Linked DNA regions of Mus musculus: regions 1 and 2 are each linked to region 3. Evidence: chromatin loops called from intact Hi-C (ENCODE). Cell type or tissue: heart. All regions are shown on one strand. Each heading gives the region's core, and the rest is flanking DNA. Links, peaks and the distances in the headings are about the cores only. Region 1 overlaps 9130019P16Rik (RIKEN cDNA 9130019P16 gene). Region 2 overlaps Mturn (maturin, neural progenitor differentiation regulator homolog (Xenopus)). Region 3 holds the start of Plekha8 (pleckstrin homology domain containing, family A (phosphoinositide binding specific) member 8).

Region 1 (8,013 bases), core at 2,138-4,637, 200 kb after region 3:
GTGTTCAGGACATAGCTTTATCTGGAATGCAGAGGCCTTGTATCTCTGCCCCCTCACGGGATGGTACCCTTGCAAAAATGGCATGATATTAGAGCGAATGCTTGTTCTAGTTAGGTTTCCGTTTCTGTGTTAAATGCCATGGCCAAAAATGACCCGGGGAGTAAAGAGTTTATTTCATCTTGGAATTCGTTATGAAGCAAAGTCAGGGCAGTCACTCAAGCAGGAACCTGGGGACATAGGGACATAGGCTGAGACAGAGACTAGGTAGGAGCATTGTTTTCTAGCTTGCTCCCCACAGCTTACTCAACCTTGAGATGTACATGGTCTAGAAGGATAGATTACTGTCGAACATTGCTGACCTATTTGCGTCGTCTGTTATGGACTTGTGATATAAAAAGACCACCTGAGGTCAGGGCTGCTGTGGGTTGAATCGGTGTGTGAGATGTAAAACTTTGGAAGGCAGCCACCATTTGTGGCAGCCTGATGATCCTTCCTTCGAGCATATATGAAGGCTTGTGAGTTACATATAGGACACATCTTGGGCCAGTGAGTAGCTTTCCACAAATGTAATCGTGAATCATCACAAAATGGCTTGGGATTGGAGGCTGTCTGGGGTATAACTTCTGGATCTAGGAGAGAAGAGAACAAAACAATACTGTAGTCTCATCTATCTAAGGATTGCTTACTGTAGTCTCATCTACCTACAGTGACCTCCAACCAGAAGAAGTGAATCTTTAACTAACTACCACACAGAGAGAACATTCGTATGGATTTTATTACCATATTCTTGTTCTATTTTATTACTTGTTGATGTGTTAAATACCTCCTAATCCATATGCTCACCGTTATCAAGTCTTATGTATATAGGAAAATCATGGTATATAAAGATCATTTAGTTGCAGGCATTCGCAGGCATCTTGGGATGTGTCTGCCATGAATAAGGAATCGCACTGTGGTGTTGGACAGGGGTCACAGGATTGGAGAGGAGCTTGCAGCAAGCAAATCTGCTCCATCCTAAGTGGCAGAGACCGAGGAGTCAGCACAGACTTTCTAGGGCTGATTTCAGAGTTGGAGGGCAGGGAGCTAACCAAGGGAGTGTCACCGATCCAGCTGGGAATGTGTGGGAGCGGAGAGAAAGCAGCTCACATCTGCAGGGTTGCCAGACTTAGTAACGAAAAGCACACAATGGCCCTGTTAAATAGGAATTTCAGATAAACAACAGAATCTGTATGTGCCAAGACATAATTTTAGTGTCAGTATGTCCCATATACTGCACAACTCTATAGACTATTTGTTGCTTCGGAGAGATTCAAGTTTCCCCAGCTATGCTGTACTTTGTCCGGCAAACATATCCATGTTTCCAAGGCTGTGTTTCCAAGGCTGATTATTTGGGGAAGGACTTGAGGTTTATGCTAAAATTGATGAGCCACTGGAAAGCTTTCATCACAGGTGTGTGACACCACAGACAGCTGTGTCAACTGTGCTGTCAGGAGCCATGAAAAGAGGATTAGTTTCTATTGCCCCCTGGTCAAGACTGAGTTGTCAGGTACCCCACACCCAGTGCCTCAAGGATACACACTTATTACCTCTCCACTTCTATAGATCTGGGACTGAGAAGAGGCCTTTCTGGGTCCATTTGGCTTAGGGATTTTTGTGCAGCCATGGAGATGTTGAGTTGTGTCCCCATTCTCTATAGACTCGATTGCTTTGAGGGTGGCTCACCCCAAGGTGGGCACGCCTATGGCAGGAGTGGAGTGTTGCTGTGACAGACCTGATCATGTTGGTTTGGAGAGGATTGTGGAAGGACTTTGGAACTTTGGGAGAGAAAATTCATTTAGTGTTCAAAGCTTGGTGAGCTTGGAAGTTTAGGAGCTTGGAAGAAAATGGTGTAGAGAGAAGTGCAAAGGCCTGGCATGTGACATTCTACATGGAAGTTTGAGAGTTATTTGATGACTATCACAGCTGAAAAGTTAGTTGTGATTAGTAAGAGACCAGTATCACTGTGGTTAAACCTTTGAGTTACTGGGACAATTGATGCGGGTTGCTGGAGCTAAGAAATTAGTGGTGATGATGAAGACTGGGATGTAAAGTGAATAAGACAGTATTAGAGGGGGGGAGGAGGAGGAGGAGGAGGAGAGAGAGAGAGAAGGAGGAGGAGGAGAGAGAGAGAGAAGGAGGAGGAGGAGAGAGAGAGAGAGAAGGAGGAGGAGGAGAGAGAGAGAAGGAGGAGGAGGAGAGAGAGAGAAGAAGAAGGAGGAGGAGGAGGAGAAAGAAGAAGAAGAAGAAGAAGAAGAAGAAGAAGAAGAAGAAGAAGAAGAAGAAGAAGGAAGAAGAAGAAGAAGAAGAAGAAGAAGAAGAAGAAGAAGAAGAAGAAGAAGAAGAAGAAGAAGAAGAAGAGGCTGCAGCAGCTTCCCTGAGGTGAAATCTTCTGAGAAGTGTTTCCTGAGAGTCAGCACACAGAAGCTGTGTTCCACAGATGACCAAGATGGTTCCTCACATGGGCAGCCTGAACTAGAAACTGTCAGAGCCACCCATATAGTATTGGTTTTGAAGGCATGTAGGCGTCATGGAGAACAGCTGAGGCTTGGTTCTGTGAGAGGCCTGCTACATCACCTCCTGTCTCTAGATTCCTGACTTGATTGAGCTCCTGTCCTTGCTTTCTTCAGTGGTGAACAATGGTGTGGGTGTAAGCCAAATAAATCCTTTCCTCGTCAAGTTACTTTTGGACATTTTGTCTTGTCACAGCAAGAGATACCCTGACTAAAACAGAGTGCTTGGATTCCTGTTCATAGGGAGCTACTGTTATTTTAGGAAGAGCTTCCTCCTGCAAGGGGCATGCTCCAAGAGTGGCTGCAGCCTCCGGAAGGGATCCCAGGAGAAAGCATGTGCATCGGAGGAATTGGCGGCTGTACTGAGCCTTCTCAGTTAAAAATGGAGCGTTTCTACAATGAAATGAGAAATTGGAGTGCTGGGGATGGGAGGGAGGGAAAATTACTCAGGGGAACAATATCTGTCTGTGTATGTATGTATGTATGTATGTATGTATGCATGTATACTATCATCTGTCTGTCTATAATCTATCTATGTATCATATATCTATCATTTACCATCATCTATCATTTATTTCCTCTTCCATTGTCTAATCCTGAAGCCATTAGCTTAACATCCACAGGCATTTTTAGCAAGTGTTTTCCAGAGCGCACATGAAAACTAACCTGTAAGACGAGCGCCCTCTGCTGCCACTTGTATGGAATATATTTTTCTGGTAATATTAAGGAAAACACCTTAAATGGCAGTAATAATTTTAAAATCTATGAGAACAAATAGCATGTATGCCTTTGCAAATATTCCCAAGATTTTTCTGTGTAGGAATCTGTGTTTCTGCACTTGAAGCAAGTCTTTTATATTGGTTTTATTCATTGGGCGGCAGCTACCATGCAGATATATGTGAGATGAGGGGCTGGAAAGAGAATATCTTGTGTATTGCATGGCTGCATCACCTTTCCAATTAAAAAGGCTATGGCCTATGGCTTAGGCGGGAAATATAAGGTGGATATCTGGGAGGAGAAAGAATTCTAGAATAGACCCAGGCACGGGGAGGTTGGCCTGGGAAGATGTGAAGAGATGGAGGCATGGTATCTGAGCGCAGGTAGGCAGGCCTGTGACAGAATGTAGGTTAAAATAAGTGGGATATTTTAAGTTATATCTAGTCAGAGTAGAGCCTAGCTATACGTTCAAGGCATTTGTAAATGTATTTTGAGTTTGAGTCATTTCTGGGGACGTGGGGCTCAGAGGAAGAACTGGGCCTAACTTCAACAAAAGGTGCTTGTGAATTTAGTGTGTAGTGAGGAGCAGCCATCTGCACTCTTAATGGAACAAATCTCTTGCTAGGGCCACAAATCCAGAGTTCAGAGGTTGACACCAAGGTTACTCCACCAAATACCTCAGCATGTGGGCGGGAGGAGACAGTTTAAGGAGTTCAGAGCATCCGGGAGAAACAACTGACCACTAAGCATCATGGTTTGCAGTGCTGGTCATCCCTGGGAGATCCAGAAGGGGCTTCATGTGTTTGATGACAGTTCCACTCCAGCCACAACTCACAGCAAGGAGGACACATTCACTGAACATCAAATAGCTCGGTCTCAGCGCCTGACTCCCTCCCACCCTGCCAGTGACCCATCTGGGCACACTAAATACCCACATGAGAGCTGGGCTATAGCTCAGGTGGTACAGCGTTTGCCCAGAATGCACAAGGCTCTGGGTTTGAACCTTGGCATTGCATAAACTGGGGTATGGCGACACAGGCTTGTAATCCCGACACCCAGATGGAGAATCAGACGTTCAATGTCATTCTTCTTGACAAAGGGAGTTTGAAGCTAGCGTGAGATAGCGAAAATAAAAAGGGCTAAATAGAGACACGAATGATAGCACTGTCCTAGTGTTACTCTAGAAACTTCTATTTATTTCATGCATTCATCTCTGCTTTCTATACATCTGCAGAATCTGGCTCTATGTTGAGGCTTTTGATATTAGCTCTCCCTCTTCTGAAATGTTCTGTTCCCGAGTCACTATTCAACTCAGCACTTAAAAGAATGCTCCTTCCTCGTCTGTCTGTCCATCTGTTCGTCTGTCTGTCTGTCTTTCTCTCTCTCTGTGTATGCATGTGTGTGTGCACACTCATGCATGCGTGCGTGCATGCAGGTGCATGTGGAGGCCAGAGGACAACCTCAGGAATTGTCCTTCAGGCACTATCCAGTTCTTTTTTTCTTTTCTTTTTGTCTTTTTTCTTCCTCCCCCTCTCTCTTCCTTCTTCCCCCCTCTTTCTTTTTGAAGCAGTGTTTCTCATTGGTCTAGAGTTTGCCAATTAGGCAGGCTGGCTGGCCAGTGAGCATAGAGAGCCACTGCTCCATCTCCCTAGCACTTGGGTTACACATGTGTGCATGCCATCACATCTGACTTTTGCATGTGATTTTGGGGGATTGAATTTAGGTCATTGTGCTTATTAATAAAAATATGATGAGCCATGAATTTTTAATCATTAAAGCCAGGTAAGAGGCACACACATGAGTTCACCATTCTATTCTTTATGTATGCCTGTGTTTATGCCTGTGTGTATGTGTGTATACATTTACACTTGTGTGTGCTTTCACAATTGTATGCATGTGAAGTCCAGAGTACTAAGGTATTGGCTACTTTCTTCTTCTTCTTCTTCTTCTTCTTCTTCTTCTTCTTCTTCTTCTTCTTCTTCTTCTTCTTCTTCTCTCCATCTCCTTCTCCTCCTCCTCCTCCTCCTTTCTTGTTTTTGTTTTTTGAGACAGAGTTTCTCTGTGTAACCCTGGTTGTCCTGGAACTCACTCTGTAGACCAGCCTGGCTTCCAACTCAGAAACCTGCCTGCCTCTGCCTCCCAAGTGCTGGGATTAAAGGTATGTGCCACCATGCCCGGCTCCTCCTCCTCCTCCTCCTCCTCCTTTTCTTATAGTATATCTCATTGGCCTGAAATTCCACCTACAGCCTGCTAGCCATCTGCTTTGGGGTCTGCTGTGTGGCTATTGACCTGCTCCCTCCCTTCCTAGCTTGCTTCCCCTTGCTGACTTGGCTTCCCAAGCCCAGGGCAGGAGGAAGGAAGAGAGATGACAGAATTACAGTGGTCACCATGGTGACCTTGTATTCTCACACTAGTTACAGATGGCTCTTCTCCTGCGTGTCCTCATTCTCCCTGTGTTGTGGGTTCAATTCTCTTTCCTCCAAAGATAGGTGGAAGCTCTAGAGCCCAGTATCTTAGGATGTGACATTATTTGGTAACAAGATCTTTGCAGATGTAATTAAGCTAAAAGGGAAGTCTTCTTGGATTAGGATAGGCCCTATACCCAATGAGTGATATTCCTAAGAACACAGGCATTGGTACGCAGAGGAGAGCGCCAGGAGGAAGGCCATGTGAAAAGACAGTCATTTAGTTACAAGTGAGCAGACACCTGGGTTTGTGGGCAGCTGGCAGGCATTTGAAAGAGGTCTGGAAAAATTCCTCATAGAGGCAGGCCCTCCTCACACTCTGATCTGGGCCTCCTAGCTTCCACATCTGTGAAACACATTTCTTGTTTTACATTGCACAGTTTGGGGCCCTTTGTGATAGAGGCCTTAACCAGCAGACACACCCTAGTTCACTTGCCCTCAGTGCTGGTGTTGCTGCTGCCTGCAGACAATGGGTTCCATTCTTGGTTCCCCGCTGCAACCAGATCACTGCCCTTGCAGGTAGCTCCTCTTGGCCAGGACTTCAAAGGCTCTGTTCCCCAGATTTATCTTCGATGTGGCTCTTCTGGTCAAAGGAAATCTGTGTCCTCCTCTCCCACGTCCACTCCGAGAGCTTAACAGGCTCATTTCAGTGCAGGAGGGCTCCCCGACTCATCCACAAAGAAATTATTTTCCTGGATTTTTTTTTTTCACTCCAAGCTCCTGGTTGTAAGTTAAGTTAGCTTGTCATTAGCTCTGACCTCTCATTGATTAGAGAGCATGCAACAGGTCAAGGCCATTCTGGTGCTCAGCAGTGGATAATAGGCATGCTCCTGTCTCCGGAAATTTCTTCCAGTGATGTTTTAGAACTCTTCTCCCTACCCTGGCCTTTCACATCCTTAATATGTTTGTGAGTCTAAGAGCCTAGGAAGGGGTGTGGACCAGTGGGCAGTTCCCCTGGTTAGTCCTTCCGAGTAGCTGGCTTGTAGCCCATAAAGTCCTTCCTGCATTGAAGGTGTTCTTTTCTTCAGTGAGCATCACCACACTGTACATTGTAAAATCACTTTGTTTCACTGAACCATGTGTCCCTGGAGGTCCTTCTGGGACTCTGCACTCCTCCAGTTGAAGGCTTCACTGAACTCCCTGAGAAAGTTTTTTCCACCTTTATTTTATCAGCAACACTCTGATTCTCTTAATGTTTAGTGTGTGTGTGTGTTGCAAGCAATATGAAACTGACATCTCAATTTGTATGTGCAGTTGTTTCTCTGCATTAGAAAAAGACTGAATTGCCTAGTTATAAGCTACTGGCCTAAACCTTTTAATTCATTCTGCCCATTGCTCTGTGGCTGGCTTGGCCCCTTGAGCTTCCCTTTGCAGTGGGGTTAGACAGTTCTTGGAGTTTGCCTCCAGACATTCGGTTACTCAGAGCTTTCTGTGCTTTTTGAGCAGCCAGCCAATTCTCCCGCCCCTGCCTCCCTCTCACTTCGGTAGTGCAGGGAACATAGGCTTCAGCCCCTGCATCTGGATTTTTACATGGATTCTGAGACCCAACTCGGGTCATCAGACTTGCAAGACCATCCTTCTGCCTCCTAAGTCTTTCCCCTGTTCCTCCTTCAACTTACTGTATATTCTGTAAGGCAGAAATCAGGAAGCTGAAAACACAAGCTAGCAGATCCCTCTATTTTCGTGTCTTACCGCCTGTTATGTTGTGAATGCCGATTAGATCCCACAAACAGGATGTAGGCATTGGAAACTAGATGGTGGAAACTGGGCAGGGGCATCTTTTAGTTGCCTTTTTATGGACCCAGATCAGGCATAGGCATAAGTGGAGTTTGTTTCCTTCCCACCCTGGAAGTGGTCCAGTGTTCATTCTCCAGACCTGTGAGTGGCATGCAGTCATGCAGGAGCCATGGAATCGCGGCCCACTGACTCCTGTTTGGTCCTGCACCTCAGTTGGGAGGCCTTTTTCCCCCCTTATACTCAGGACTTCCAAGATAAGCGTCTTGATCTCTTGGTTTTGTACCTTTTTAGTTGGAATAGGTGTGGCAGGGTTCCAGACCGCTCAGTTCTACAGCATTCTGGGGTCATTCGTGGGAGTCTACCATATGGCCTCAGTCAGTTTCTCTGTATTAAGTCCCCTTCCACATACAGTCCCTAGGTGTGGTTTGCTTTCTCTTTCTGTATTGACTTGGCAGATGCAGGCTTGCCACATTGCTTCCCATTCTCAGTGATAGACAGGAACCCTGTTTAACCTTAGTTGCTGGTCTCAGCTTTCCTGTGGGTAG
Region 2 (8,013 bases), core at 3,434-5,933, 100 kb before region 3:
TGCTAAACACTAGCCAGAGAGCATTTAGTTCCCAAACGCGTGAATTACCAATCTTCAATCCCACCTTTGATGTAACGGCTCCCTCCCGCCCCAGTGCCCTGGCTTTTCCTTTATAAATCACACACAGTGTTCTGTAACCCGAATCTGTGAAAAGAGTAAAGACGACAAATAGCACCAGGGCTGGAAGGCTCTTTAATAGCAAGCGTATGGTAATTACATCCTTGGATGTGGTCCTTGCTCTCATGGGAGGGAGGAGGAAGCAGATGGGACAAGGTGCAGAGAGAATTTACACAGTTCCCTCTGAAGCATCTAACAAAGGACACAGTTTTTGGCAACCCATTTCACAGTTTGTCATTTACAAGAGAGCTCTCTGAAAGGAAATACAGACTCAAAGAAAGCACACACATCACACAGGAAAAACTCACTGTCTAAAAATAAAAATAAAAAACAGAAACAAACAACAAAGTCCCTTGCTTTTGTTCCTTCTGATTTGCTTCTCTGGAGAAATCTCACTTGTACACAAATAAGCACTGGTCTGAAAGCTGGGTTCGGATTTGCCCAGCACTGAATATTTATTTTAGTGCCTTTTAGACAGCTGGCATGTGTATAGAGCGTTGGTCTCTGCCAGTTCAAAAGGTTCTGGTTAAGGTAGAACCTTGAGATACAAAAAGGAAAGCCCAGGGAAAGGTTGTTTATGAAGCGCACACTGTCAGCTTTCCCCCAATACCAGACGACTTGAACACAGTCCTAATCAAACTGGACGTGAATTCCTATGTAGCTTGGGACACACCTTTGACTGCTCGGAACCTCTCAGCCTGCAGTGTGGTGAATGGGGTTTCTAACAGGAAATGCTCCAGGTCATGGCCGTGGACCACAGGCTGCCAGCGTCCCAGCAAGTTTTACAGCTACTCTGTACAAAACCTACTCTGTACGAAACCTAAAAGACCTCAGCTTCTCACATCTCGCTAGCTACCATCAAACCAAAGTGACTTGGTTTGTATGAAGGAGGAGTGTTTCTAATGTAAATACATTTTATGCATCTCTGGAGAGGATGCAAGAAGCCATGCATGGCATCTCCCTCAAGGTTTGTTCCAGAGACAAGAGCCCCCACCTGAGTTTCACTGACACCAGAGCACCAGTGGAGGAGAGAGCAGGTATGGCCCACACTCTGTTGTCACAGCCCCTTGAGCCAGTACTCTTGAAGGCGAGCTCCCCTGGCAAGCGGCTGATTTTATTTTTAAGGGGAGGAATTCCACCAGGTGTGCAGGACACTTGCTGTGCCTCTGGCTTGGCAGGGGGCATCATGAAAGTCACAGAGCCATTACCAGCATCCTCTAAGCAACCAATTCTCTAGAGACAGCCAAGGACACAAGTCGTCCTGTGTCCCAGAAGGTAAGTGTGGGTGGGCTATGTGCTTTGTTTACAACTCGGATGGATGGAGACCTAACTCTTCACTGCACCTGTCCACCTGCTCCCAACACACATTAAGTCTTGCCCATCCCTACGTTCCTCTCACTGGAAAAAAAAACCAGATTTGATTCAACTGTTTCCCAACTGGTGAGTTTTAACATGCAACAACTAAAAGTTCCAGTCTGGGATCACGACACCCTGAACATACGTTTTGTGCTCGGAGAAGAAACCGAAACAATATTCAGAGACATGCATTGTGCTACAGAACAGTTCTGCCTATACTGAGCAGGGGTGGTAGCCCCAGACCCAGTCTGACTTAAGCGCACTGAAAACCTAGTTCAGGCATTAGCATGAAGGACAATTTCCTCACGTAGCAGACAGTTTGTGCTCTGGTCATGGAAACACAGAATGTACCCTGTGCTGCAGAGAGCCCAGGAGTCCCAAGTGGACCCTTCGGTCTGACTGAACCCTAGTGATGCTAGGCACTGCACTGGGCCTCACGCTGCGCCCTGGCTCTGTTCTTCGATGTCTGAAGACTGCTTGGCTCAGTGCCATCACCAGGCAGAGGAAAGTAACCTGACAGATAGGAGGAAAATGTCTCCGTGGATCACTCAGTGATAGGATCCGCCTCTTGAGTGCTGTCAGTGGCTAGTTCAGATTTCAGCTGGTCACATCGGTCAGCATGCCATCAGTCCTTCCCTGTATGTTTGCTCTCACTGTCTCTGTCTGCTACCTACCAAGCCTTCACTGTCACTTTCCTGAGTGATAGGACAAGCAAAGTGTTCACTGCCATTCCCCTCCAGCTAGTCTTCACACTAGTCTCCCCTCTTGGGTTCCCTGCATACCACTTCCAAACCCTTCAGCATAGTGGGGCGAGGAGCGGCTCTGCCTGACACTGACATTCAACCGAGACAAGCCATCTTCTGGGACCTCTGCTTACCCACCTCTCAAAGTGACAGAATCTCATCAGTTGCCTGGGATAGAGCCCACCCCAGGCTCCAGGGATCTGGATATCTGCTGGCCACCATATTCTAAAGTAGCTGCATGGCCAGCATCTTAAAGACACCATCTTTGGCAAAATTACAAAGTATCTCTTTCCCATGTCCCTCCGTGTCCTGGGCTGTTGCTCTTCTGAACACACACTTCCTTTCCTACGCAGCTGCATTAGGATAGTGTTCAAAGCTAGAAGAGTAAATCGCCCTGTTTCATAGAGAAGTCACATGACTTATCAGAGTCCTGCAGTCAAAGGCAAGTGTCTCTCCTAACTCCCAAAGACCCTTCCCCCATGCTATGGCTGCCACTAGAATGCCTGCCTCCGCAGGCTGGGAGGGGTCACATCTGTCTCACTGTGGAACGGGTAGGCTCGGGTGTGCGCACAGGCCCACCCTGGAAGGGACACACACAACAGCAGAGGGAAGGAGGCTGGCAAGGACGATGGATGTGTGGATGCCTCTGGGGTTTGCCGTGGAAATCAACCACATCCAGGGATATTCTCTCTTCCTCACCCCTGGGCAGAAGAGGAGAGTTTTTAGCAGCCCGCTGCACCACTAGGAGGGGGTCTTAGCTCAACTTGTACAAATAGAGAACATTAATGTGATAACACCGAGTATATCTGGTCAAAGTTTAAATACATTTTTGATAAAAATTCATCTTATATTAATGTTCAAACACATGTAAATTTAGATTTGAAGCCTCTGTGTATAAAATTGCAGGTTACCTCAGAATGGAGCAAACTGCTCAGGCATCCTCATTTAGCCATAAAAGCCATATATTTGTGTGACCAACCATATGTAAAAGAAGGTTACCTGCCCTGGACAGTACCTACAAGACAGAGAGCTCACTCTCCCTGCTGTATGCTCACAAAGTGGGGCGATGGGCAGGACTCAAAGGCTGGACCTTGCACCCTGGAAGGAGCACTCAGTGTGACATTGCTAATGGGCTACTTCAAGAGAACTCACTTGGCTTGGTATTAGTAAGTTTCTTCCAGACAATAAAACACACAGGTACAAAAGCACAGATGGAAACCAGTGTGTGACATCACCCAGCAGCTGAAATCTACAATACACCAAGGAGCATGGGACTCTTCGAACTGCCCCTGCATTAAACAGAGAATGCCCATACACGCTGGCCATCCACACAAGCTCCTGTCAGCGCAAGTGGTCGTGGACATCTCCTTCTTCTTCATCATCTCCTTCTTTTTTAAATTTAAAATACCAGCAACATAAGTGGTGTGGGTGTGCGTTTGAAACACGCCCACACTCGATGCACAGAGCAGTCAAGCACTGTCAAGGGACACTTGCACCCTAAGTTATGAGAACCTGAGACACGCGTGGAAGGGTCTCACAGTGGCATCAGAGAATATCTTGCTAAGTACTTACTGGCTAATGATGAGAGCAGTCACGCCTGGGAGTTGTCTGTGTGTCCTGATCATTAACTCACCCTCTTGCAACCCAAGCGATCTCGTAATTAAGATTCTTACTTTCAGGTCCCTTTAAAAATTTCACTGCAAGTAGGTCCCCTAGAGTAATTAATTATAATTTTAAATAAATTAACTCACTGGGAGCCCCTCTTGACATTCTCTAAAGAATAAAAGATTAGGAAAGCAAATGATTTCATTTTATTAATATTTCTATCCTAGTTTCTTTTCCTGTTAGATTTACCTATGGCTTCAAAGCTTAAGGGGCACTTGCTCAGATCCGGGCTGTTCTCACGATTAAGTAAGCTGCCGTCTCGTCATAAAGAGAAAAGGTTACTGTTTCATATGCAGGCTTATAGACAGTGTCAAGAAACCAATCGTTTACATCTTTCACCCCATCTACACTTTCCACTATTAGAATTTAAAAGCGGCTTTGGAAGCAGCATGCTTTAAAAAAACTATCAAACACCCAGGAAGCATCTACACTGACCAGTGGCTGGCGGCTGCGCGCCCGGGGAACCAACGCAGACAGTGGTGAACTCCCTGAAGGAGCCTCAGCCGCCCTCACCCTCTGCGCTTGCTCATGCGCATGCGCATGACTAGATATGAAAACTCATGCTTTCTAAGCGAAGCCTTTCACTTACGGACACTTAAAAGGTACACAAACAGTGCAGGCTGCGTTTCTCCTCCGTCATGCTTTTCCTCAGCAAGGTCACCTGTGAGGACTCAGAACACATCCTTAATACATTCAGAGTTCTCTACATTCCAGTCAGGAAACATTAATCCTCCAACATAAACTCGAGAGGGAACAGGCAGCCACAACACGGACGGACTCTAACTTCAAAGGGGCAAAAGCTACCAAGACATCTCCATAGAGACCCCACCAAGGTGGGGCGGCAATTCCGGTCACTGCCGAGCAAACCTCGTCACAGATATTGTGTGGTCATTTAAAGGGTATTTCATTTTCATTCTGATGCCAGGAGCGGGATGTCCTGTTTTGAAGTGCTAATGCAAAAGGGCTACCCCAGGAGCACCGAACTCTGTCCGGAGGACCGGACCCCATGGGGTGCACAGGGCTTACTCCCCTTCTGCAAGGTGACCTAGGAGTTTACTGCTGACTGACCCCCATTTGCGGGTGGTCCGCCTCTGGCTCCTCCTCCTCCACATCCGCACTGTACTCTTCAAACGCGTCGTCATCTGCGTCTGGAAGCCCCAGCAACTGGAGAGAAGAAATTGGACAAGAAAAGCAGCAGCTGTAAGCATTGCAGGCAGAAGCCCAAAGGCGTCACACACCCAAATTCACCTGCTTAGCACTGCGAGTGCAACCCTGGACTCACCTCCCCCACCTGGGCAGTTACAAATTTAACAGGGAACACACTGAGTCTTCATGGTCTGTTGATTCCACTGGCGACCTTGGGGAGGCACGCCCCCGCAAACCACACATGTGGTAGATGTGCATGCCTCTCCCACGGTGTTGGTGAGTCACACCACAAGCATTGCCTATGTCCCCAAATCAATCCTCTGCTAAATTCCTCCCCCACCCACCCCGCAACACTTGCAGTTATTTATGATAAGTGGCACATAGACATATGATGAGTAGCAAAGGGTTAAATTTTATGGCATGTTAGTAAGATAACATCATACGTAGACTTAAAACTGAATCTTAAAATTACTTAATGATATAAGATGAGTATAAAATGTAAAAATAGTCAATTATGATATAGTTTGTCTCAAAATTCATATGGATGCACATAGAAAAAGAACTGCAATTAAATATATTCAAATGTTGAGTTTTCTTTTAAAATTTTACATTTGGTTTGTGTGTTTGCATGCATGTCACATCATATATGTGGTCACAGGACAATGCACAGGTGTTTGTTTTCTCATTCCATCATGTGATGCCCAGAGGCAGAACTAGGGTCATCAGACTTGGCAGCAGGTGCTACAATCTTGTGTGTGTGTGTGTGTGTGTGTGTGTGTGTGTGTGTGTGATGTAAAGGATTTCTATAAAACTGGGACTGTAAACAACTTCTTTCCATTTCATCTTTAAATATTTTTCCATTTATTTTATATGTATAAATATGTATTTTATGTATATGTATAATATACATAAATGTGTATTTTATGTATATGAATATTTTGCTAGTGTGTATGTGCACTTTGTGCATGCACAGTGCCCACAGAGGTTAGAGAGGGCATCAGATCCCCTGACATTGGAGTTAAGGATGTTGGTGAGTTCTGGGGATCAAACCTGAGTCCCCCGAAGGAGCTCTAAATCATTTCCCCAGCCTCCATTTCATCTATGTTCCACAAGCCTTCTATGATGTTCTATGACTATGATCAGGGAAGCACAACAAATTTAAGGTGAATATATTTCAATTTTGTATACGTGTGCATGTCTGCGTCTTTGGTGTGCTCATGTGAGTACTGGTGCCCTTGGCAGTCAGAGGCAGATCTTGTGGGTGGGGCTAGCGTTACATGCAGTGAGTGCTGGGAATCAAACTCAGGTCCTCTAGAAGAACAAGCACCCCTAGCTGCTAAGCCATCATCTCTCCAGCCCCATGACAACAGTTTTTAGTGACATTGGTCTTCCATTAGACACTGAATAGTACTAATCACTCACAATCAATATGACCCAAAACTTGTGAGCTGGCAGAACACCATGGCCTTCATTGCTCCTGGACTTCTGTACGGGATGATGGAGTCAAGAGTGACCAAGAGACATTCCAACCCTGTTTACTCCTCATGTGGCTTCTCTAAAGCCCTGCCACCCCTCCTCCACTCTCCCTGTGGCTCAAACGGGAGGGGGTGCGGGGGACGGGACAGTAAACCAGATGTCCCAACTAAGACAATGCCTAATTCCTAAGTTCTAGAGCTCTCGGTCCCAGACTCCCAGGAAAGCACGCAGGGCAAAGGCATCTGTGAGGCATTAACCGTCACAAGTAAAGATGGCCACAGCCAAGTGCAGATGCATGCTGCTTCCATAGAGCTCACGGCGGCCAACAGCTCAGAAAGTTACTGCTCACTCGGGAAAGGACAGCGAGAGCTTTTCCAGCCCTGCACACCAATCTCATGCATCTTCGGAAGAAAAGAGAAGCCCCGTTGTCTCACTACTTACTGTCTCCTTCCCATATTCTAATGGGATACAGGACAGAATCTGCTTCCTGGGAGAGAAGATGGCTAGTCACAATGAAAGGAGACAGCTGCTAAGCTGGTGGTCGGCTTTTATTTGGAGAGTTGCTGACACCAGCTCCCACAGTCGAGCGAGGGGAAGTGTCTAACAAAGCGAGGATGCTTTCGCAGCACTAGGAGCCTCAACATCACCTGAGCACCCCAAGAGGAAGACACAAGACCACTCTGTAGAGCGGAATGCCACTAACTACAGAACAGTCAATCCAACATCCATCCAATTTAATCTGAGGTGGCAACTGGCCACTTGGAATGCTGGGTTTTGATAGTTTAGTTAGCCATGACATTCATGGGTAAGAATAGTACAGCTGAGGCATGTTTGTAAATACACATATCTATAATGATTCTTCCTCAGGGGACATGGGTTACTCAACCCCAACCCAAGCCATAAGAAGCTCTCAATCCCCTCTCATGGACTCAGCAATCATTGCTGAAGTAGATCCAGCAGGCTAGTTGACTAACCACACCTCTCCCCTTGCCCCACTTCATACCTTACTCTTTTTTCCTCTTCTTTTTTTATTAGATATTTTCTTTATTTACATTTCAAATGTTATGCCCTTTCCTGGTTTCCCCTCCGAAAACCCCTATCCCCTCCTCTCTCCCCATAGTCCCCATTCTCCCACCCACTCCTGCTTCCTGGCCCTGGCATTCCCCTACACTGGGGCAGAGAACCTTCACTCAACCAAGGGCCTCTCCTCCCATTGATGACCAACTAGGCCATCCTCTGCTACATATGCAACTAGAGCCATGAGTCCCACCATGCATTTTCTTTGATTTGTGGTTTAGTCCCAAGGAGCTCTGGGGGTACTGGTTAGTTCATATTGTTGTTCCTCCAATGGGGCTGCAAACCATTTCAGCTCCTTGGGTACTTTCTCTAGCTACTTCATTGGGGATCCTGTACTCTGTCCAATGGATGGCTGTGAGCATCCACTTCTGTAATTGTCAGGCACTGTCAGAGCCTCTCAGGAGACAGCTATATCAAGCTCCTATCGGCAAGT
Region 3 (8,013 bases), core at 2,215-4,714:
AATACATTCACCCAAGATTCAAAGGGTGAACGAATATACTAAAGTTTTCCACTCAATTTTGACACCGACTTGTTGTTTGCTTGTTTGTGATAGGGTTTCACTATGTAGTTCTGGGTGTCCTAGAACTCATTAAGGAGACTGGGCTTGGCTTCAGAACTCTAAAAGATTCACCTGCTTCTGTCTCCTGAGTGCTAGGATTAAAGGTGTGCAACACCACACTATGTGCAAGACACCTAGAATGTCTTATTAAGCTTTTCATCAGCATAAATACACAAGCCACATAAAAGGAGTCGTTTATGAGCTGGTTTTGGAGAAAAATTCAGAAGGAAAGAAATCCTGGACAGGGATTTGTATTTTAAAGTAACTACGTAAACTATAAGCAAAAACCAAGTTTTTAAAATAAGCGTCAGACACCACACATCTGAGCCACAGAACACAGGGTTATCGAACTGGTGCTCACCTCAGCCCCACTGGCTAGCTTTCCTAGCACTGGAAGCTACCGAGCACACCAGCAGAGAAAAAGCAATCATCAGTATCACTCAGTGTGACTTCTACAAGCTACAATAACTGGCTTGGTAATATGCCCTCACTGGTACAACAGTGGCATGAATGTTCCGGGCATAACTAACTATTCCTGACTGGATCTAAAGCCTGCTCAATGAAATGGAACCCATTCCTGGTACTGTTAGCAGGGCCAAGAGTCCAAAAGGAGAACCTAATACTATTACCTAATACTGCTATTCAGCTAAACCAAACGCTATAGCACTAAATCAGCTTCTAATGAATTATCTCCATACTTACACATCAGTGCATTGCTTAATACTTAATACTTCTCATCACTATAGATGTCAATTAACCCAGAGACCCTCAACTAGTGAAGGTGTGGGAAGTAAGAGATCACAGAGTGCTCAGTCCAAAATGGAATAAACATATCACCCCCTATTCCTAAGGCCCTGGGATCTTAGTGGAAGGGTAAGCGAAAAGACTGTAAGATCCAGAGATGCTAGAAAACATCAAGGAAACAAGTGTTTTCTGGACATAACAACACAGTTGCAAATATGCACTCAGTGTTTGTGACAACCTGCAGAGGACTTGTGCAAGCTCAAGCCAGACACAATCCCAGCATCGGGGAGGGAGGGAGGGAGGTATGAAATCCCAGCACTGGCTGAGGAACTCCTGGCAGCTGATAGTTGCTGGGAGAGCAAGTGCCAGTTTTCTTTAATGGTATGATCCTTAGCGGGCCCCACTCCCAAGAGTCTCTGAGCATCATTAGCTGCAGGAGATGGAGGAGAAAGAGGAGGAGCAGGAGGACGACTTCAAGGTGAGTAGGGAGTGAGGGTGGAAAGGGTGGCTATGGGAAGAGGGATGAACATGAGCAAAAGGAGCTGTGCGACATTCTCAGAGAACTCGGAAAATATTATTCTAAAGGCAAAGGCTTTCCATCTAAGTTCATCATTCACTCTCCGACAGCAAAGGAGAGCAGAGGGAACCCATGTGATCTTCCTAAGCTAGTGCCATTCTCTTCCAAAGTAAGGCCGTGTTGAATGAAAGCCAATGTGCCAACCGACCCTCAATTTTAAGCAGAGTAGTCTATCCAGAAAAGTAGTCAGCGGTGTGACAGCCTTCAGCCTTCATGGAACAGTGAGTGACACACAAGCCAAAGGAAAAGCAGCGAAGGCTCCAATGCCTTTAGGGCTTTGCCCAGAAGCCACTCAACAGTACTGTCCGTTCTTACTTAGGGAAGAAAAGAGTTGACTCTTACCATCAAACAGATGGCAGGGGCATCACAGAAGATAGATCCACAGAGACAGCTAGAAAAATGTTGGTGCAATGAAGGATACAGAAGACTGTGGGGAGAGGGCATTTTACTACCAAAAGTTTCCACACAGAAAGGGGAGGGAAAGGAAGACGGAAATGATTAAGGTGGGGCAGGAGAAGAAAGTGATTTGTGTGTGTCCGGGCTAGGGTTCAGAGGAGGACAGTAAAGGGTGAAGTTGACTCAAGGGTTTACAATTAAGATACACACCTACTTCTCAGCATTTAGGACAGCATTGGGAGAATGGCACCGTCAAGCCTTCTCTTAAACAACATGCTAATCGGCTTCCAGTATTCAAGGACCTGCAGGCCAGCTTTGAGTTCTTCCTGTATAACCTAATCTCTCTGCTGACATCAGTGGAGATCCTTGAAGTGAAGGCCAGGTCTTAAGGAAAACCTTCTCATCAGACCCTCGGGTAGAGATTTTAAAAAAAATGAATTAACTGTGCTAACTACTATACTACTTGGAGATTCCAGGTACATGCTGACAGGTGTACTTCTGCCTGTACTGGGCTGTGACTTCCTCAAAGTTACTCTGCCAGATCTTCACAAGCCATACACACCTGTCCTTACTACAGAACTGCCCCACCAAAGGATGGGGAAACCCTAGCTCTAGTTGGTAAGATTTCTAGTTTCTGCATCCCCACTGACACGTTAAATGTTAACCCATTTTCCCTAACAAAAAAGTTTAACTTTAAAACGCACCCAGCACTGTTCATATAGCATAGTACTTATAAAATACTGGCTGCTTGGATGAAAATAATGTTCGTTGAGAATCATCTTCAAAGCTGAGGAATAGTTCTAACTTCTGGATAGTTGGAAAGTGCTTCCAAGAGCTAGAAAGGGGGCAGGGTGCTATTTTAAGCCATTGTGCTGGGCAAGACAAGGACACCGTTGTTAATATCTGCATTCATTTTTATGACAGAGTTCTGAAACAAAAGAAATGTTCGGAGAGAAAAGGCCGATCGCCAGCGTACACTTCAGGGCTTAGGGCTGCGGTGCTAGAGTTCCACTACCTCGGTCGGCAGGGGGATGACCCTGAAGGTGCCTAGGGAGATCGACTGCGTGGAGACTCTGGAATCCAGGGGTTGGTGGCACTCGGCACCCTGCAGCTGGGCTGCGCGGCCCAAGCGAGGCCGCCCCCCACCCAATTCGCGAGATTGAGGTGGACCCCGCAGCGGACCCAGGCTGCCGGCTTCACCCGGTACCCAACTCTCCATCCGGGCCGCGAGCCGGCGGAGGGTGCCGCCTGGCGCACCGCACCCACGGAAGCCGGCACTCACCGCTCAGGTAGTTGGTCCACTTGTACAGCACGCCCTCCATGGCACCCGCGGGCCCCTCGTCGCCCCGGCCCGCCGCGGGGACGCCGGGCCGGCCTCACATCCTGGGCCCGGGGGCGGGGTCACCGCGACAGCCTGGGAGCACCAGCTCCGGGTCCCGGGGGCTGCGCCTGCGCCTGGCGCAGTCGGTGTGGACGCCGCAGAGCGGCCGCCAGAGAGAGGCGAGGGAGGCGCGGGAGGCGCGGCCCCTGTGGCGGCGGTCGCGGGCGCCTTCCTGCGGCCACTGAGCCCACAGCGCCCGCCCCGGCGCGCTCGCGCATGCTCACTGCGCTGTGCGCACGCTACCAAATCCACGCCAGGGTTTGGCCACTGCGCGGAGGGGCTGACCGGTGGGCGGGGCTCCGATGCGCACGCGGGTGGCAGGTCACCCATGGGGGTCTAGGCTCCAGGGATCCAGCTTTTAATGACAAGTTTGTCAGTGGAGGAGGATGCGGGCTGAGACCCGGAATCCTCGGATGAGGCTAGTCTGTAGTTTCCGGATGCACTTCTGTGTAAGGCGCTGTTCAAACTGCCGGCCTCTTGACTGGAAGCTTGGTCTCTGGACCGCAGACATTGACTTCACCTGGGCTTCTGTTAAAAAAAAAAAAAAAATCTCTCGGGGGTTCCAGACCTTTTGGATTAAAAATCGGCACTTTTACAAGCTCTCCAAGGGGAATTTCTAAGTACATGAAAGTATGAAAATGCACTGTTGTCAGGATTTTTATCCAAGAAAAGTGTCTATCACAGGTTAGATGGAAGGTGAATGTTGAGAAGAAGCACAACACAACCAAATGTTAGTGTTATAGAAATATGCTCTCAAGGGCTAAAGTGCAGGCATTTTTTCCCTTAGTGTAAGGTTGACAGGTTTAATAAATAATATATCACTTAGTTGGTTATTTGCCTGACTGCACACCTCAATGCCCTGTTTTTGTTGTTGTTTTGTTTGTGTTTTGTTGTTGTTTTAATCTCTTTTGGTGATTTCTAGTTTCTTCTCAGATTGCAGCAATGGACTACATCTGAAATGAGGGCAGCCGTTTAGAACTTTAAGCTGTATAATTGTTAAAACAAGTGCTCTCTCTCTCTCTCTCTCTCTCTCTCTCTCTCTCTCCGTCCTTAAGTATTATCTACTCACCACCAAGGTCACATAAGTGACGAATTATTAGCAGTCACTCATTGACAGCGATGTTTGTAGAATGAAATCAAGCCAAGTCTTAAGGTGGAGTGCCAATTCTTTTCGGCCAAGTGAACTTAAGCAGGGCACTAACTTCTAACCTAATTTTTTTTTTAAACTAGCTTCTCTCCGGGCTAGTTTTTTGCAACTTGATGCAGGCTAGAGTAATTTGGAACGAGGATCTCCGAACCATAAGATTTACCTGTAGGCAAGTCTCTACTGCTTTTTCTTAAATACTGATTGATGTGGAAGGGTCCAGTTCACTGAGAGTGGTGCCACCCTTGGTCAGGTGATCCTAGGTGCTATTAAAAAAAAAAAAAAAAAGCAGGCTGAGCAAGCCAGTAAGCAGCACTCCTCTATGGCCTCTCTACATCAGCTCTTGCTTCCTGATTACTGTTTTGAGTTCCTACCCTGCCTTCCCTGGATAATGGACTATGATATAGAAGTGTAATAGGTAAAAATCCTTTCCTCCCCAACTTGCTATTAGTCATGATGCTTTAACCCAAGAATGGAAACCCTAAGACACTGTCTAAATGGGGGGGGGGGGGGGAGTGGGTGGGTGGGAATAGCCACGTTAAGTTAGTGAGGATCTTGCACCAGAGTGTGCTTTGCGAACCTTAAAGCATCCTAGTAGGTCCTTAGAGTTTCTGTTCTAAATTAGTAACCATAGTTCTGAGCCTTTATTTGTGGCATCTTGAAGAAGGCTGCTTCTCAGTGTCTGGTCTTTCCAAAAACCCGAGTGTCACCTGGCTCCAGACTCCGCAGCTGGAATACTTCACTGAAACAACCCTTCCCCCATCTCCCACCCCCGAGGATGTTAGCCTGGATCCAGCTGCCTTCCCGAGGTGGGAGAATTTCCTAATCAGCGGGCTCTAGGACTGTTCCGAAGGGGCACATCCGAGCCCAGGGCCCAACAGCACACAGAACCACTACATTTTTTTCGGCGCCATTGGCTGGGAGGCGCCTGAGGGACAGCAGCGCCAGCCAGTGGAAGGACGCCTTTCCCTAGAAGCTGCCTTATTAGAACCAATCATGTTTGGATGGGGCTTTAACTCTTTATTGTGAGTTCGCTGTCTGTGTGAAAATTGTTAGAAAAAGTGCCACGTCTTCCTGGGAGTGTGTCTGTTGGGGGAGTCCTGAACTTGCTTGGCCTAAGCTGTCTCCGCTTTTGGCACATTTTTAACTCTATGAAGTCGGGGGCCTTTCCTCTGCTTTGGTAACATGAGGTTTTTCTTGTGGAACGCTATCTTGGCACTGTGGGTCACGGTTCTGAGCGGAGCTCTGATTCCTGAGCCAGAAGTGAAAATCGAAGTTCTCCAGAAGCCATTCATCTGCCATCGCAAGACCAAGGGAGGGGATCTGATGTTGGTCCACTACGAAGGCTATTTAGAAAAGGACGGCTCCCTGTTTCATTCCACGTAAGTAATTACGCCTTGCAGGCAGAGTGATAAAGGGCCCACCCATTCACACTAGCCTGTGAAGCTAACAGTTCCTTTACCTCTACAAACTGAAACAAAAAACTGAAATACCTGTTTCCCTTTGGAGAAAGAAAATTGTCAAACCCGTTCTATAGGTCAAGACCATGAAAGAAATTCCTGGATACATGGAGTCTTGACAAATTAATTTCATTATCATTTTATTCTATATAAAATTATATCTAGAGTATTTGAGGTTTTACAGAAATACTTAGGTTATAATTAAGCAGCCAATAGAAAAGGCTTAACAGATTTTTCTGTCTTGAACTCCATTCCATAGGTAAAATATCCGATTCCCCTTTTAATTGTGCAAAAAAAAAATGTTAAGATGTGTCATTTTTCTTCAACAGCAAAATGCACAATCATCTATTTGCCTGCTTCTAAAAGATACACAAATAACTGTTTCAAGCGACCTGTTTAACTTCTTGGCAGGTGGCATTTTGGCCAAAGCACAGGATGACAGAAAGTCATTCCTTCTAGAAAGTCAGGCTTCATCCATGGCAAAGGTGTGGTTATAGAAGTAAAAAGTAGAAGGATTTCCAGATGTTTTACACTCGCTTTTCTTTTTTATAAACAAAGATTTGGCAGATAATGTTACCAAGTGTGATGATTTCCATTCAGAAAGTATTTAACCAGCACCTCCTTAGGGCCGGTCAGAAAGTTCACCTTCTAGTCATCTGCATCCATTCATTCATTCAGCCCGGGAAGCCACACCTCTGCCTGGAGATGCAGAGAGGGAAAACACAGGAAAGGGCTCTGTTTATGGAGAGTACAGAATGTCCACTGAGAAGGGATGGCAGCCTGTGGTCCATTGTGCTGATCAGGGAGGATAAAGAAGGAGTTCGGAACACAACAGCCTTGAACGTCAGGGGTGGAAATTATCAAGGCGGAACAGGAAGGGGAGAAGATTTTGCAGATGTGGGAATGGCATGAGCTAAGTCTGAAGCTTCCGCTCAATTGAGATCCTGCCATTTGTTTTAATAAACTGCTGTGAGACATGGTCTCTGTGAGACTTAAGGGTAGTGAATGACAGTCCTCCACACACTGCTCTGGTGAAAGATTTCAAGAAGAGTTTGTCAGAGCTTTGTCCTCGGTGCACAGTGGATAGTAACCAATACTGTGGCATTGCACTTCAGAGTCTCAGTTACATTCTTGCTTTTGGTCTGATCCCTTTCATAGCTAGTCTAAGTTCTTTTCCAGCCAAGGGCCAAAAACCTGTGCAGACACTTTGTAGCAGTTTACTGCTTGTGTTGTGGTACTTGGTGAAGGGACTGTTGTGTGCAGCCTTCCTGTAAAATCTTAGGCATGTCTAATGGAATATAATGAAAATGAAGAGACTTCATTAAAGACGTCTGCAAGGAGTGTTTTGTGTTGCCAGAGTCATCATCTGTGTGATAACTAGTTTAGCTGTAATAAGAAATGCAGCCAAATGTAGTTAGTGGGAATGATTGCTGCTTCTCTGTTCTTTTTGCCTCCTATGAGGGCCTGTGCAGTAAAAGAAGGAGTGACTGGGCAGTGGTGGTGCATGCCTTTAACGCCAGCACTTGGGAGGCAGAGGCAGGTAGATCCCAGAGTTTGAGGCCAGCCTGGTCTTTAAAGTTCTAGGACAGCTAGGACTACACAGAGAAAACCTGCCTGGAAAAACAAAACAAAAATAACATTTACCCAGATTTTGTTAACCATTGTACTCATATACTTAGCCCAAGGATGTTTTCTTCAACCTAAGAATTATCCTGAAATAGGACACTCTCCCATTGAAAGGACTTAACTGCCTGGGCATCCTCAGATCTCCAGTGGTTAAACTATCCCAGTCTCTCAGGATGCCTGGACACCTAGGCCATTCCTTTCCTCTCTGGAACTTGAGGAGCTGCACTCCAGGATTTTCTGAGTGGCCCCATAGTAGATCTTTGGAGAGGGCCTGAGTGTAAGTGGAGATGTAGGATGAAAACAGCCTTTGCGTGCATCAGAACCACCAGTAAACTGTACTTCAAGAAGGCTTGTAGACAGGGAACGAGATAGCCTTGTCTCTATGTCTGGGTGCAAGTGGACCATCAGGCATTAGCAATACTTCTAGCTTTTTATCTTCTTTCTCAAGCTCAAGACATTCCCTGAGTTTTTCCTTGGTCTGTTGCCTTCCTGGGAAAGTATGACTTTATCATTAATAATTTGAACTTAGGGGTTAGGTATATCTGAAGTCAAATACTAGTACACGTCACGTCATTTTCTCGCTACA

Evidence for each region. A loop is a pair of places that touch in the nucleus more often than their neighbours do. Peaks named below come from ENCODE experiments on the same cell type or tissue, not always from the same donor. Only the 100,000 strongest peaks of a DNase experiment are listed, where the experiment ranks them.
Region 1: a loop joins it to region 3, with 2.5 times the contacts of the local background. A loop is called at or near these places in 2 of 42 quality-filtered maps.
Region 2: a loop joins it to region 3, with 2.3 times the contacts of the local background. A loop is called at or near these places in 15 of 42 quality-filtered maps.

Annotation. Positions count from the first base shown.
Region 1 is chr6:54,387,155-54,395,167 of GRCm38, reverse strand. All of the region lies in intron 3 of 9130019P16Rik (RIKEN cDNA 9130019P16 gene), which reads left to right. Among named protein-coding and RNA genes, the nearest start is that of Wipf3, 39 kb to the left of the region's middle. In heart, for the core only: a CTCF peak has its summit at 3,238 (motif pointing left); no DNase peak of the experiment used is centred there.
Region 2 is chr6:54,696,012-54,704,024 of GRCm38, reverse strand. It overlaps Mturn (maturin, neural progenitor differentiation regulator homolog (Xenopus)), which reads right to left. Exons shown (of 3, transcript NM_001289740.1): 3 at 170-5,045. The coding sequence ends at 4,935. LOC115490354 (a long non-coding RNA gene) reads right to left here. Exons shown (of 2, transcript XR_003956309.1): 2 at 5,786-8,013. Among named protein-coding and RNA genes, the nearest start is that of Mturn, 18 kb to the right of the region's middle. In heart, for the core only: no CTCF peak of the experiment used is centred there; a DNase peak (open chromatin) is centred at 4,374; H3K4me3 peaks cover 1,363 bases; H3K27ac peaks cover 776 bases; H3K27me3 peaks cover 362 bases.
Region 3 is chr6:54,590,557-54,598,569 of GRCm38, reverse strand. Plekha8 (pleckstrin homology domain containing, family A (phosphoinositide binding specific) member 8) reads right to left here and starts at 3,459. Exons shown (of 14, transcript NM_001164361.1): 1 at 3,099-3,459. The coding sequence starts at 3,138. Fkbp14 (FK506 binding protein 14) reads left to right here and starts at 5,396. Exons shown (of 4, transcript NM_153573.2): 1 at 5,396-5,723. The coding sequence starts at 5,527. In heart, for the core only: a CTCF peak has its summit at 3,385; a DNase peak (open chromatin) is centred at 3,359; H3K4me3 peaks cover 1,930 bases; H3K27ac peaks cover 1,446 bases.